Linked DNA regions of Mus musculus: region 2 is linked to region 1. A link is a loop called in an ENCODE intact Hi-C map of the cell type or tissue named here. Cell type or tissue: left cerebral cortex. All regions are shown on one strand.

Region 1 (8,000 bases):
ACTAACATCTGCAATGAACTAAGCGTCAAAAGATTGATGATAAATACAAGTAATAATAAAACCACTGCAACCATCAAACATTTAGAAACAGTCAGTAAAAGAAAAAAACCTGATTACTCTTTTGGGGAGAATGCTGTGAGCCAACATAGAAGGAATATAGCCTTAACACAAACAGCAATCACCCAATGCTGACTAAGCCATAATGATTAAATTCAAGACCTGAAACAAAACCTTCACTCGTCACATACATACTGACTACCTTTTCAAACCAAACCATACTCATACTACATTTCAAGGTTTTTCCCCCACTATATTTCTAAGTTTTTAAAATGACCACTACTAAATTTAAAAAATTTTTTTAAAGTTTTAAATTAAAATTCAACAGTTTATAATTTAAGCCCTTTCTTTGGGCTAGTGCAGTTCTAAACTCTTTCCCTGTATCTTTAAACAGCACTAGGTAGAAACGCATCATCCTACTTTACATGAGAAAACTGCAGCTGCAGTAAATAATGACTATTGAGGCTGGAAATATAATCCAGGCCATCTGACCCAAGAGCTCACACTATTTTTAAATACTGGAACCATGTCAGCCTACACTCAAATGCTAAAGAGTAGACCCAGCACTAGGATTACTTACAACAAATGGCCACATACAGGAAAATAAGTGTTCACTCTCCCAGCAATTTCACCTCAGACTAAACAGTGTCCTAAAGAAACACTAGCATGTATGGGCAGTGGAGGCACACCACTTTAAATCCCAGAGTTTGGGAGGCAGAGGCAAACAGATGTCTGTGTGTTTGAGGTCAGCCTGGTCTACAGAGCTAGTTTCAAGACAGCTAGGGCTACACAAAGAAACCCTGTCTCAAAACAGAAAAAAACAAAAAAACCCAAAAATAAACAAACAAAAAAAGCCCCCAAAACACTAGCATATATATACTAGGAGACATATGAACATGTTTTTCACCACTGCAATTTGTTTAAGAAAAATCAACTATTACAGCTGGCTAAAGCAAAACCAGCTGAAGCAATTCGTGCATCCAGACCAGCTGAACAGACAACCTACTCAAAATGTGGATGCGGCAGCGGTGATCCAGAACGTAACAAAGTTCTCTGAGATGCAGTGACAGATGCATGGAAGAGGAGGATTCGCGGGACACAGTGACCTCATGCACACAAATACATGTTCACTACTCATTGTCTACAAGACATACATACACAAGTACATAACTGCACTATCAAAGAGCTTTGTAAGTTACTACTATAAATTCTTTTAGATTTACTTTATGTCTTTGAGTATACTGTCTAAATGTATGTCTGTGCATGATGGTGCTTGCCTGGTAGGTGCCAGCAGGGGTCAGAAGACAGTATTGGATCTCCCAGAACTGGAATTAAAGTGGGGTGGGCTGTAAGCTTCATATGGAGATCATGAATCAAGCCCGGGTCCTCTTTGAGAGCAACCAACACTCTTAACCCGAGCCATCGCTCCAGCCTCCTACTGTAAAAAAACAATTCGAGACAGGGTTTCTCTGTAGCCCTGGCTGTCCTGGAACTCACTCTGTACACCAGGCTGGCCTCGAACTCAGAAGTCCTCCTGCCTCTGCCTCCCAAGTGCTGGGACTAAAGGCGTGTGCCCCCACTGCCTGGCAGTTGTAAACCTTTTAAAATGTACAATCTTTGCTTCCCAACCACTTAAGTTACTACTGAAAATGACCCCAATGTTGTCAACAGAGGGGGCAAAACCTCTGCACCCTTGTTTTGTTCTGGAGAAGTATTTTTATTATTCTCAAGTATGTATATGTGTGTCTGGGGGTATGTGTGCATGAATGCAGATGTCTTTGGAGGCTGGAGGGATCAGATACCTGGGAGCTGGTATTGTGAACCTCTTGATGTGGGTGGTGGGAACTGCACTTAGGTCTCCTCCAGGATGATCTGCAGTATACAGTCTTAAACCACCAAGCCTCTTCTCTCTAGCCTCATGTGTACTTGTTTTTAATGACACAGTAAGGAAGACTAACGCACACCTTGCTCTGTTAAGAGCAGGGAATTGGGTGCTGCAACATTGTCATGTATCTACTGTTCCTGTACTGACTCTTCAGTACAGGTAAATATGATTATCCTTCCAGTTAAAACAGAAAGATTCTCTTATCCAGTGAGATATTACTCATTTGCACTGATGTACAACATTGGTCTGTACCTCCAGAAAATAGGGAGCACCTCTCATCTGCAGAGCGGGCAGGGCATCTCACTGACCCTGTCACCTACCCAGAGCGGGCAGGGCATCTCACTGACCCTGTCACCTACCCAGAGCGGGCAGGGCATCTCACTGACCTTGTCACCTATCTGACAGAGGTACTCTGCTTTTGCCATCATTGCATCTCGAATTTCACTTTCTCCCAGATTCTTCTCTGCATCCTCCAGCTCCTCATCCAAACGTTTCAACTCTTCTTCGTTTGCTTTCTTCATTTTACTCAGGAGATCCACGTCCATCTGCCAGTCGAGGGATTTACACAAGGCTTCATAATAAGGAGCCATATCTAAAAGCCACAAATCACGCATTATGAGGTATCCTGTTAGCTTCTGCTCGCTTTTCCCACCCCACCGAAGGTCAGCTAGCAGACGCCTCCCAACTATGGGCCTGGGTAGCACGGCTAAGGTTTGAAGCTGGGAGCCTGCTTGAGAGCCGATCTTAGCAGGTCTGATCGCGACTAAGGCCAAGGGGAAGGGAATCGAATCCTCAGTTTGCTCTGGTCGGCTCCTGTTCCAAAGGAGTCCTCATGTCAGGGAAAGGACACCGATTCGACTCGACTACTAGGGACAGAACCCTGACTGTCCCTTGGCCGGCAGCTAAACACCGACAGGCATCACTAAAGCCGCGGCGCCTTTGCCGGGAGTCCAGCCGCGACAAGCACCCGAGGCTTCCCTGGACGTCTCGCGGCGGGGAAGAACCCACTAAGGCAAGCAAGCCCCTCTCGGGTCCAGGAGGCCTCCCTAGGGGTCTCCATGAAGCCTCGACCGGAGACGCCCGCCAGGCACCCCGACCGCCCCGCCTAGGCCGCTGACTCGGCGCTCGCTGGCCTCACTGTTTTCCCGGACGGCCGCCATCAACTCCTCGCGCACCGCCGCGTCCCCGCGGTGCTCCGGCAGGCTAAGCAGAAACCGCAGCTGCGCGATGCGCAGGTCGGGGTTCTTGGGCAGTCCCTCTTCTTCTAGGTTTTCTAGCGGCATGGCTACAGCACAGGAGCCGGCTGACAGAACCAAGCACAGCCCTGGGCCACCAGCGGAAGCAGGAGGAGTCGTCACAGGTTCCCCAGAGCCGCCAGTCTGACTTCCGGTCGCGTCTCTGGCTCCGCCGCCCGCAGCGTCCCCTGCTGGACATCGGCGGGAGCACCTGGCGCTGTCCCCTTTTTCTTTAGGTCAGAGTTGGGCCCAACTTTCATTTCTTGAGTATCTTTTTTTCTTCCTTTTTATATAATATTTGCAACGGATAGGATCTGGAAATCCGCCAACAGTTTTAAAATATAACACAGATGAGAAAAACAATAAAAACAGTTTTCCAGGGACATCTTTGTTTCAATACTCTTGAACTAGGGAGAGATTCTTTTGGTCCAGATTGTAGACAAACAAACTGGAACATAGCGAGATTTGAAAAGTGGCCAGCTAAGGTTACACACCAGCTACATGACAAGGCCTGTGTAGAACCTATCTTCCTTACATTTAAAATCCACATTCTTCCCTATTCTAAGAAAAGAGTACCCCGTGTTTCCAATTATTAATTCAGTGATTTACATTATTTTTGTGTGCACATGTTGGAGGAGTCTTCAGAATGGGTAATGGTCTATAAATCCTACTGTGTGACACAATGAGAAATGTCCCACTGAGTTTCAATATTTGACCACATGGTCCCCATTGGTGGTGCTGTTTGGACACCTTAAGGAACCATAAAAAGGTGTAAACCCTGCTTTAGGCAGTCGCTCACTGGGGTAGGTTTGAGAATTTCTGACCTCACCCCATTTCCAATTCTTTCTATGTTCTCTCTGTGTGGTTGAAGATGTGATCTCCCAGGTTCTTGTTCCAGCCTGTTTCTATGCCCCTGCCACTACTAAGGACTCTCAGAAAGTGCAAACCAAATTAGACTCATGAGCTGCTTTGGTCATGGCGTTTTATCACAGCAAGAAAAAGTAACTAGTAAACCCACTGCACGGACTTTCTGTCCTTTGCTTTTGTTAGGCCCTGCAATTGTGATGACTGTAATCTGCTACCCCGAGAGAATCTCAACACAGAGACTTATCTTACCACAGAGACTTAAAGCCAGGATTTGCATCTCAGTTGTTGAATTCCTACTAGAAGTTTACCTTTGAACACAAGCTCAACTTCTACTGCAGTGGATCTTTTATGCTGGCCCAAAATTCTTCTGGGTTCTGAAATATGATGTCCCATGAAGGATGTGTGGATCCAGGTATCACACTCTATGTGATGGTTACCATATGTCTGACTTTTGGAACAGTACAACACAAGGATGTGCTAGAATTGGTGCTATTTTATGTTATCAGAATGTTATAACTTTGTATGGAAACTGATCATCAATCCTTTCAAGAAAGATTCTGTAGGAAGCATCCTAAGACATTCATGAATGGGTTTAGGGCAAGAGGAACTAGAGCTTTAAATCAAGCCCAGTATAGAGATATTTCAAGACTGGGTTCATACTATGCATGAAATACGAATACACTAGTGTCCATAATTCACTTGTAAACAAAAAATGGGTTTATTTATTTATTAATCATCCCATTCATTTACATCTCAAATGATATCTCACTTCCGAGTAACCCTTCCACAAGCCCCATCCCCCATCCCATATCTGCCCTCTTTTCCTTCCCCTTTGCCTCTATGAGGGTGCTCTTCCAACCCCACCTACCCTCTCCTACCCACTGATCCAGTGTATAGTGTCCTGTACACGCCTTGGTTTGTAGTCTAGTCCCTGGGAGCACTGGGTGATCCAGTTGTTCTTTCTATGGGGTTGCAATCCCCCTCTGCTCCTCCAGTCCTCCCACCAGCTCCCCCACCTAAGTTCCTGAGCTCAGTCTGATGGTTGGCTCCAAGCATCCACATCTGCATTGATAGGTTGCTGGCCTAAACTCCCAAGCAACTTCCTGTCAGCAAGCACCTCTTAACCACAGCAACAGTGTTTGGTGTCTGCAGACAAGATGGACCCCCAGGTGAGGCAGTTCTCAGATGGCCTTTCCTTCAGTCTCTGCTCCATTTTTGTCCCTGTTCTTCCTTTGAACAGGAACATTTCTGTGTTAAAAACTCTGAGATGGGTAGGTGGTCCCTTCCCTTGGCTTCGGGCTGTGCTTATCTACTGGAGGTGGTCTCTACAAGTTCTATCTGCTCCTCTCTGGGCTTTTCCGATAATCTCATACCCCCTGGGTGCTGGGGCCCTCTCCTTTCCATGGAGTCTGGGAATCTCCAGTGGCTATCCCCAGTTCCTCATCCCCTACTGCTACATGTTTTTATTCCATTTCCTAACCCTCTGTATCTTTCTCCCATCCTCTCTAGTACCTGATACTGCCCACCTTGTTTTCTCCCCCTCCTCTCTCCTCCCCAGATCCCCCCTCCCTCCACATCCCACGATCATCCTCTTTCCGACTCAATGCAGGACTGAAGCATCCACACCCTGATCTTCCTTCCTCTTAAGTTCCATATGGTCTGTGGGTTGTGTCACAGGCATTGTGAGCTTTTGGGCTAATATCCACTTATCAGTGAGTGAATGCCATATGTGTTCTTTTGTGTCCGGGATACCTCACTCAGGATGATATTTTCTAGTTCCATCCATTTGCCTGAGAATTTCATGAAGTCATTGTTTTTAATAGCTGAGTATTACTCCATTCTGTAAATGTACCACATTTTCTGTATCCATTTTTCTGTTGAGGGACATCTGGGTTCTTTCCAGCTTCTGCCTATTATAAATAATGTTGCTATAAACATAGTAGAGCATGTATCCTTGTTATATGGAGCATCTTTTGGGTATATGCCAAGGAGTGGTATAGGTGGGTCCTCAGGTAGTATTATGTCCAATTTTCTCAGGAACCACCAGACTGATTTCCAGAGTGGTAATACTAGCTTGCAATCCCACCAACAATGGAGGAGTGTGCTTCTTTCTTCACATCCTCACCAGCATCTGCTGTCACCTGAATTTTTGATCTTAGCTATTCTGATTGGTGTGAAGTAGAATCTCAGCATCATCATTCTGATGTGCATTTCCCTGATGACTAAGGATGCTGAACATCTTGGGGTGTTTCTCAGCCGTTTGATACTCCTCAGCTGAGAATTCTCTGTTGAGCTCTGTACTCCATTTCTAAATATGGTTATTTGGTTCTCTGGAGTCTAACTTCTTGAGTTCTTTGTATATATTGGATAATAGCCCTCTATCAGATGTAGGACTAGTAAAGATCTTTTCCCAATCTGTGGGGTGCCATTTTCTCCTATTGACAGTGTCCTTTGCCTTACAGAAACTTTGCAGTTTTATGAGATCCCATTTGTCTACTCTTGATCTTAGAGCATAAGCCATTGGTGTTCTGTTCAGGAAAGTTTCCCTGTGCCTATGTGTTTGAGGCTCTTCCCCCACTTTCCTTTCTATCTGGTTTTATGTGGATGTCCTTGATCCACTTGGACTTGAGCTTTGTACAAGGAGATAAGAAAGGATTGATTTGCATTCTTCTACATACTGACCATCAGTTGAACCAGCACCATTTATTGAAAATGTTGTTTCTCCACCACCACCACTGGACGGTTTTAGCTTCTTTGTCAAAAATCAAGTGACCATAGATGTCCGGGTTCATTTCTGGGTTTTCAATTCTATTCCATCAATCTACCTACCTGTCTCTGTACCAATACCATGCTTTTTTTTTTTTTTAAATCACTATTTCTCTGTAGTACATTTTGAGGCCAGGGGTGGTAATTTCCCCATTAGTTCTACTAATGTTGAAAATAGTTTTTGCTATCCTGAGTTTTTTGTTTTTTCCAAATGAATTTGAGAATTTCTCTTTCTAACTCTATGAAAAATTGAGTTGGAATTTTGACGGGGATTGCATTGAATCTGTAGATGGCTTTCAGCAAGATGACCATTTTTACTATATTAATCCTGCCAATCTGTGAGCATGGGGCATCTTCCCATCTTCTCAGGTCTTCTATTTCTTTCAGAGACTTGATGTTCTTGTAATACAGATCTTTCAGTTGCTTGGTTAGAATCACATCAAGATATTTTATATTATTTGTGACTATTGAGAAGAGTGTTGTTTCCTTAATTTCTTTCTCTGGCCATTTATCTTTGAGTAGAGGAAGCCCACTGATTTGTTAGAGTTAATTTTATATCCAGCTACTTGGCAGAAGATGTTTATCTGCTGTAGGAGGTCTCTGGTAGAATTTTTGGGATCACTTATGTATACTATCATTCTTAATAACTGAGTAGTTATCGATTGTGTAAATGAACCACATTTTCTGTAACCATTCTTCTGTCATGGGACATCTGGGTTGTTTCCAACTTCTGGCTATCACAAGCAAGGCTGCTATGAACATAGTGGAACACATGCTCCTGTGGCATTTGGTGGGGCAACTTTTGGGTATATTCCCAAGAGTGGTACAGCTGGGTCTTCAGGTAGATCTATTTCCAATTTTCTGAGGAAACTCCAGATTGATTTCCAGAGTGGTTGTACCAGTTTTCAATCCCATCAGCAATGGAGGGGTGTTCCTCTTTCTCCACATCCTCTCTAACATGTGTTGTCACCTGAGGTATTGATCTTAGCCATTCTGATTGGTGTAAGGTGGAATCTCAGGGTCATTTGATTTGCATTTCCCTGATCACTAATGACTTTGAACATTTCTTTAGGTGCTTCTCAGCCATTTGAGATTTCTCCTGTTGTGAATTATCTGTTTAGTTTTATACTCCATTTTTTTTCCATTGGGTTGTTTGGTTTTTTGGTGGTTAGCTTCTTGAGTTCCTTATA
Region 2 (8,000 bases), 740 kb after region 1:
TGGACAACTCCTCACTGGCCATGCAACTGCTCAGGCACTGGTTTTAATTAAAGATATTAACATCTTGAATATATAGAACCAAGATACATACCTTTTTTTTTAAACCATTTAGAAATTCCAAAGTTAGTTTGATCATTTCCTCTTACCAACCAAGAGTGCCCCTGATAGGCTGAGACCCAGTGATGGGCCAGATGTGAGGTGCCAAGTCTGGTGGACGCGCAAGCCTTAGAAAGCAGACACATTCATTGCACATGAGGGACATGCGCACCATGTGAACACAATCTAGGTCCACAGTGTTGTCACCAGATGTTATTGGTGAGAGAAACTGATGTTATAACAAATCCTTTGTGAAGAAGGTGTCAATTATATTATTGCTTTATTCTTCCATGATATTTGAATTTAAGGAAAAAATTATTATAAACTTTCATTTCATGACCCAAAGCCATCCATTTTAATGAATAATGAATATTTTAAGAGGCCTCTGAAGCCAGAACTTTGTAAATGCATACTTCTTTACATTTTTTTCAGTTACCAGTATTTTATTCTCATAAAACATTTAAAAATTAAAAGGATATTTACATCTTGGAGCTAAGTTTAGAACTGTAACAAATGACTTAATCTAAGTGCTAAATATTTAGTAAAAAAAACACAACAAACATCCTCTTTTAAAATGCTTATTGTCTGTAACCCCCAAATAAATTACAAAGAAGGCTTTGGTATAGTCTGCGTTGGTTATATTGTCTTTTACTGCCATAGAAACAAAGACTGTGAGGCCCACCCACCCCTCCCCGGTTCCAAGTGTGACATGCAGTGCAGCTCACTGAGGTGCAGTGCTGTGCAGTGATCTGTAGAACATTGCTTACTCTGCAGGAACTACAGCTGGAGTGCAGATCTGCATGATATGCCAGAGCATATTGCTTCTTACTCTGCTGATTGCCTAATGAAGTTAGGTTTGTTCGTAGGGTTAGTTGGTGAGCCAGCTGTATCCAGAAGGGAAGCATTGATCCACTGTTCCCCAGCTCCACTTTAAGTGTGTGTGTTTCCCTGTAGACTTTTTCCCACCGACCTGTTTGAGACCTTCATTGACATAGGACATTACGTTCGTGATATTGGTGCTTATAAGGACTTGGTATCACAGTTGAATTTACTATTGGTAAGTCTTGAGTTCTAAATATTTGGGCAGGCTGCTCTGGGATCAGGATAGTAGTAACCAATTTTCCTTTTATGACTTGGTTAGGAAGATGAGCTGAAGCAAATTGCTGAGAATATTGAAAGCATCAATCAGAAGAAAGCGCCCTTGAAGTACATAGGTGACTATGCTGTGTTGGACCACCTTGGAAGTGGAGCTTTTGGCTGTGTTTATAAGGTGAGTCTGCCCTGGGAGATAGTTCTCATGTTTCAAAACAAATTTGAAGTAACACTCCAGATGGCCATACTCATTTTAATTGAAGTCCTTATCATTGAAAACTAGTGAAGAAGTACAGATAGAGATGAGAGTGCTGGTTGTATCCAACACTGGGTGGTAATTATGTGAGTGTTGCCTTGGCTCTCAGCTCTAGTACCTGGTCCCTGACAGGGCATCCTTCACAGAAAATGAATCAAAATAGCTTGTCCCAGTGCATGACATAGTTTATAAACTTTCACCAGTGTTTCTACACCTGCCCAGGGAAAGCCTGTTGAGTCCTGCAGTGGGGACCAGACCAGAAGGTAACAGGTTTGAGCTCTCTCAGCTTAGTGTAAATGCAGCTAGACTCTCATGCTATGTGTTGGTTAACCATGTATGTAATTTTGTTATTCTAGTTCATCTGTCTTTGTCTAACCCTCAATTCTCAGCATTTAATTAATTGCTTTCCTTATTGTAGGTTAGAAAGCGTAGTGGTCAAAATCTTTTAGCAATGAAGGAGGTCAATTTGCATAACCCAGCATTTGGAAAGGATAAGAAAGACCGAGACAGCAGTGTCAAGAACATTGTTTCTGAATTAACAATAATTAAGGAGCAGGTAAATATTGTCTTATTTCTGAGATGTCTCTGATATAAATGTCATTGAAGCTGAGCTCTGCTGCTGTTCTTGTCCATGCCGTTTATAAATCAGTTCGGTATGAAATACTGGACATTGGTGCAGTGATATTTTTGCCAGTGTTTTTCCTAAAGCTTGTTATTGAGTCATGGAAACTCTTTTAGGAGTTTATAGCAGGGCCTTGGATGCAAAACAGTTGAGCTTACAAACCAGAACACACCATGTATGCTTAGCTACTGAGTTACTGCATAGGAACAGGAGAAAGACACCCTTAATGGAGTGCTGGGAATTTGAGAAAGACCACCCTCCAACTTCAGTCAGCTAAAGCCAACCTGTTGACACCCCTCAAGTCTGGCTTATTAAATCTAAAATGTAGGTTTTGTTTCATTTCCCCTTTCTAGAGCAGGCTTGTGTAGTCTAGGCTGGTCTTAGCCCTGCTCTGTAGTACAGACTGACCTTCAGGACCCGCCCCCCCCTTTCCTGGCTCCCTGTCCTAAGTGCTGAGATTAGGGGTGGGCCCCACTGTCTTCTGGGTTATTTTTATTATCATGAATATGTGACATAATCGCTCAATTAGCTGTCATTATGAAGGAGTATTGGAGGAAAACGGAGCGCAGGCGAGAAATGGGAATTCTTTCTGTAATCCGAGAAGATGCTGGTTCCTTTCCCAGCTCTCCTTGTTTGTGCATTTCTGTTTCTAAGTTCTAGGAAGCTGCCAGCCTCACTGCGCCCTGCAGTCATGTTTGCTTGGTGTCACAAACATGGTCTTTATTCATTGAAACCTATAGTTTGACATCACTAAGTTACAACAAAAGTCACCACTAATGGATTAGATCGCAAGAAGCCATCCCATCCGTTCAGAAACTCATCCTGTCCCCACTTGCTAGTTGATTTGGGTGCTAATTTGTTTAAGTGCGTTTCCTAAGAAAAAGGGTCCAGAAGAGGCCAATCAGGGTGCCACAGTTTAGATTTTGATGTCACTGAAGATTGTCCCTCCTGTGGGAGCCACCTGAACCAAAAAGAAGGATGTCATGGAATACAGAAGCCATAGGTACGGGAGTGAGAGACCCTGTCTGCTAAGAGGTGACAATGAGCACAGCACAGAGGCTTCGAACTACCAGGCTTAGAGAATGGCACAAGTTGGCATTATTCCCTGTTCCATGCAACTGCTGGTGACACCTTCCCATCCCAAGTGGGAAAAGCAGCAGAAAGGACACTTCCAGGGCTGAGGGACAGACAAATGTCACTGCTGCCTGGGAAGCCACATCCTGGCTACTCTGCTGCTGATAACCCTGAGACCGCTGGGTTGGTGTGAGTAGCAGCTACGTGGGCCCCACTCAGAGGGACACTCAGAGGCACAAACCATTTATAGACATCATGGCAATTCCTCTGAAACAAGACACTTTACCTAGAAACTACATTCTAAATAAATAGTTGGAGACATTTTACACCATTTTTCTTTTTTAGAACTTTCTCCCTCCCTGTGTAGCTGAGGCCCAACCCTGGGGCAGAGCATGCTAAGGGAATCGTTAAGGAACTGATCAGTCCTAAACCTGTCCACTGCCCATTAGGAAGTGCAGCATCTTCTAGCCTGGTTCACAAAGGCATGGAGGACACTGTCTCTTTCATTAACTTAAAAAAGTCATTTAAAACCTTAAATGGCAGCTGGCAGTCTTAGATGAAACTTCAGTGTACAAAAGCTTGTGTTTTGAAGAGTCTGATAAGTGTTTGCTATTTGTTTTCTTACAGCTTTATCATCCCAATGTTGTACGTTATTATAAAACATTTTTGGAAAGTAAGTATGAATTGCTTTCTAAGTAAGGAAACATATGTTTGTTATTTATATACATTTATATTATGTTGGCAGAAAATAAACCCATTCAGCTATTTTCTACTGGCTTTTATTATTAGGCATTGCTTTCTTAAGCAGTAAAATAATTTTTTAATTGATGACCTGAGAATACTTAAAATATTTTGATCTGTATTATATAGAGGCACAGTGTGAATAAACAAAAATAATTAAATTATTGTACAGAAAAGGAACTGTAGAAGAAAAAGAGAAAAGAGAACTAAAGCATGATGTTTTATTTTTCTTTTTGCAAGCTCACAGCAGCATCTAGTGGCATTTTCCACCCCTAATAAAATGGATTGGACTCCGCCTTCAAGGTTTTTTTTTTTTTTTCTCACAAATTTCAGTAGATGCCACCAGGTGGCGCCAGAGTCCTGGCTGAGCCTGCAGGCTGGCTGGCTTGTTTCCTGCTTGTGGGATGGAGAGCACAGTCAAACAAAGCCAAACTCAGTCGCTTGTTTACAAGTGAAGGAAGTATTGAACTTAACCATCTGTAGCATAAAATCCTGAAGTATTAGCCGGGCATGGTGACTCAGTCCTTTAATCCCAGCACTTGAGAGGCAGAGGCCGACTGTGTGTGTTTGAGGACAACCTGATCTACATAGTGAGTTTCAGGCTGGGCATGGCTGCATAGAGAGACCCTGTCTCAATACTAAACAGAAGCTGTTCTGTATGCAGCTCAATTGCTATGTTTTTACCCATTTCCCTTCTTTAAGTGATTTAGATGGACTCCTTCCTCCTTACGTGCTAGTTCTTAATATCGGGATTATTCCTGTAATTAAAGCTATCAGATTTAGTTCCTGACTTAGACTGAAGTAAGTACAAGTCATTACAAAAACAAAACACTTAACCTGACGACTTCCAAAATAAATTGAAGGAAACTTAAAATATGTATAATATTACCAAGTTATAAACTATGATGAAGAAGACTATAATTTGAGAAAATGAAAACAAACAGCTAAGCATAGTGCAGGCAATATGTATTTCTTGGAATGGTGAAACTTGGGAATCTATAAATGTCCGTAAGAGAGATGCTATATGGTTTATTCATTTTTGCAATCCTGTGAAAGGCAACAGGAAGAACAGTGTGCTTACATTCATGCTGCAGTGTGAGACTGGTGGAGAAGCCAGTGGGCAGGATGGGAGATGTCTGTCCTTTGCAGGCAGATTGTGTATGTGTGTATTTTGTGTATGTCCAACAGTCAGAAAAGACACATGTCACATATCATTATTAGTAGTTCAAATTGGCTTTAAAGGAGTGTATTCAGAGAACAAAAACAGCAACAAGAAAACCAAAAACCCAAACAGTGCTAAACCCTTGTAAACCCTAACATAAAATCAGAGTCCAGGTCTCTCTACTCGAGAGGGGCCTAGCAGTAATCTCTGTCATGGGTAGGTGCTTTAGTCTGTGTTATTGCAACATCATAGCGTGATCCGTGGGTAAGTTTGTATGACATAATCTATGTCACCATACAAAATGCAATTTATAATGCGGTTTTCTGAACGTCTTATTTGATCCGAGGTACTAAGAGGCAGGCCTCGTGACTTGAGACAGTTGGCTTACTGTCTTTGACATGGTTCAGGCATTCTATGGTATAAGCAGAAAATGATTATGCTTGCCAGAGAGGAGAAAGTCTGGAGTCAGAGGAAGTTGCTGCTAGGCTGTGACTGCCCCAAGGGCAGCTCTGTGCTCTGCCAGCATTCAGTGGATCCTGACACTAAGTTTTCCGTTTTGTGCTCCAACACTCCTTGGAAAGCCCGGGTTCTAATTTGTGAAGGTTTTCCAGGGCTTTATACTGACTTTACATTTCTGTGACTCCTTTTTGCTTTTGCATAGATGACAGGTTGTATATCGTTATGGAGCTGATAGAAGGAGCCCCACTTGGAGAGCACTTTAATTCTTTGAAGGAAAAACATCACCATTTCAGTGAAGAGCGACTGTGGAAAATATTTATACAGGTACACTACACCCTTCATTGAAATTTTCTTTATACAACAAAGTTCTGAGCTACCTTAGAGATACACTGTTGGTTACGTATATGGCAGGAATCAAATTTGCTTCCATTCTTGTTTCAAGCTGTGCTTAGCTCTTCGGTATCTGCACAAGGAGAAGAGGATTGTTCACAGAGATCTCACGCCAAACAACATTATGCTGGGAGATAAGGACAAAGTGACAGTTAGTAAGTATAAAAGTCTTCAACTTTTTAACTGAAGAAGTTCTGAATGTCAGTTGAGAAATGCACCCCATTTCAGAGTGGTGGTGCTTGTCAGTAGAACTTTTGGCATAGATGGAAATGTTTTCTCTGAGTTGTCCAGTGGAGTGAGTAAGCACTAGCCACATGATACTCTTGGGCAAGTGGAATGTGGCCCCTGTGGCTGAGGAAATGAACTTTTATATTTCATTAACTTTTGAGCTGGGTATTGGTTTGCACACATTGGAAGGTGGAGGCAGATGGATCTGGAGTTCAAGGCCAATTTCAGTGACATAGTAAGTTGGTGCTAGCCTTAACCAAACTTTTTTTCAAAAAGCCAAACCAAACCAAACCAAAAAACAGCAATAGCAAAAAACTCAATAAGCAAAATTCTTTTGTTAAATTATAATTACTTTCCATATCCCTGAGACAATAATGTTTGCACAATATTGGATAATGGAAATACTGTTCTAAATGACTGTTTTGCTCATATGAGAGATACAGTACTCTTAGGATGCTTCTGTGTTTAATTTAACTCCTCAATTAATGCTTTCTGAGTTTTTCTTTCTACCTCATAAACAGAAGCTTTGCTGATTAACACATTGAGCACATTGCTTTGGACTACTTTATCTCAGTCTGTCTTAAAGGTGTCAGACTTGCAGGGCTTTACAAACACAGCGACTTGTATCCTTTGACATAGCTGTTTGTTTCATTGGTTGGTGTTTTCATCTGTAGCAGAAAGGCAGATAACAGTAAATTAAATTTCATTGATTAGGACAGAGTTAGGGGGCACTTCAGCACTGGAGAGGCAGAGGCAGGGGTAGAGGCAGAGAGGCAGAGAGGCAGAGAGGCAGAGAGGCAGAGAGGCAGAGAGAGGCAGAGGCAGAAGAAGAGGCAGAAAGGCAGAGGCAGGGAAGTACGAGGGGGCAGAGACAGGGAGGCAAGGAAGCAGGAAGGCAGGAAGAAAGAGATAGAGAGAGAGAGACAGACAGACAGACAGACAAAGGCAGAGGCAGGTAGATTTCTTTCAATCTGAGGCTAGCCAGTCCTATGTAGTTTTCGTTTCCAAAAAATAAATGAATAAGTAAAAAATAAATACTAATAACAATACTAATAATAGTAATTAAAACTTTCCCCTCTAAATTAGAAGGTTTATTTTTACCCTATATTTATTTTTCTAACTCTCCATGGTTAACTACTTTTTAGTTCAGAGTGATAATCTATTTTTCCCCTGAGCCTTTTTCCTCTTGTTTGGGATATGTATGGTTAACTAGCTACAAAGGGGAGACACTCTTCATGTAGACTTTTAGTCTCTACACAGGTTGCTTCTGAGATTCCTACAGTAAAAGAATGTTTGAGAGCACACTACTAGAGTGCAGGCTTGTCTATGAATTCTGTATAAAGATGCTATGGAACACAGCAAGTTCTAGAGCAATTGATGATAAAGGGATACATTAAAAAAACAAAACAAGAAAAAACCCCCAAGCCACCACCAACAAAACCTGGTCACTTGGTATTGGATACCAATTGCTTGCTCTTCCCTGGGAGACTGTGTCTTCCTCTTTGAGAATTCCTTAGGAGCTAGTAGTAATCTGTGTGGGATTGAGGGCTCCTGGACTTTCCCGGTTTGATTTCTGATGTCTTCTGTTGTCTTTCTTCAATTATGTTTGCTTCGTGAGTGTAGCTTCTAACATTCTTAGGAAGCACAGTCTCACAGCAAAGTCCCTGGTTTTCTGACTTTTACGAATCTTTCTCCCCCTCTTCTACAATTGGGACTGGGCTCTACAATTTGACATTTTGATTAGTTGTGATTTTCTGTAATGTTACAAGATACAAGTAATGTTATCCAGATTGAATAGGTTATATTTATGTAATATATGTTTATGTGTGCACACATGTGTGTGTATGTATGTATGTATGTATGTATGTATGTATATATAA

Evidence for each region. Hi-C counts contacts between places; a loop is a spot of excess contacts. Peaks named below come from ENCODE experiments on the same cell type or tissue, not always from the same donor. Only the 100,000 strongest peaks of a DNase experiment are listed, where the experiment ranks them.
Region 2: it touches region 1 in a loop (6-fold over the local background); 5 of 42 quality-filtered maps call a loop at or near these places.

What each region holds. Positions count from the first base shown.
Region 1 is chr14:14,117,659-14,125,658 of GRCm38, forward strand. It overlaps Psmd6 (proteasome (prosome, macropain) 26S subunit, non-ATPase, 6), which reads right to left and starts at 3,287. Exons shown (of 8, transcript NM_025550.3): 1 at 3,081-3,287; 2 at 2,329-2,534. The coding sequence starts at 3,225. In left cerebral cortex, CTCF peaks have their summits at 1,340 (motif pointing right) and 3,375 (motif pointing left); a DNase peak (open chromatin) is centred at 3,308; H3K4me3 peaks cover 1,414 bases; H3K27ac peaks cover 892 bases.
Region 2 is chr14:14,859,689-14,867,688 of GRCm38, forward strand. Nek10 (NIMA (never in mitosis gene a)- related kinase 10) reads left to right here. Exons shown (of 35, transcript NM_001195229.1): 16 at 1,051-1,153; 17 at 1,238-1,366; 18 at 1,863-2,000; 19 at 3,768-3,813; 20 at 5,705-5,826; 21 at 5,945-6,047. Among named protein-coding and RNA genes, the nearest start is that of Nek10, 43 kb to the left of the region's middle. In left cerebral cortex, a CTCF peak has its summit at 4,229 (motif pointing right); a DNase peak (open chromatin) is centred at 4,246.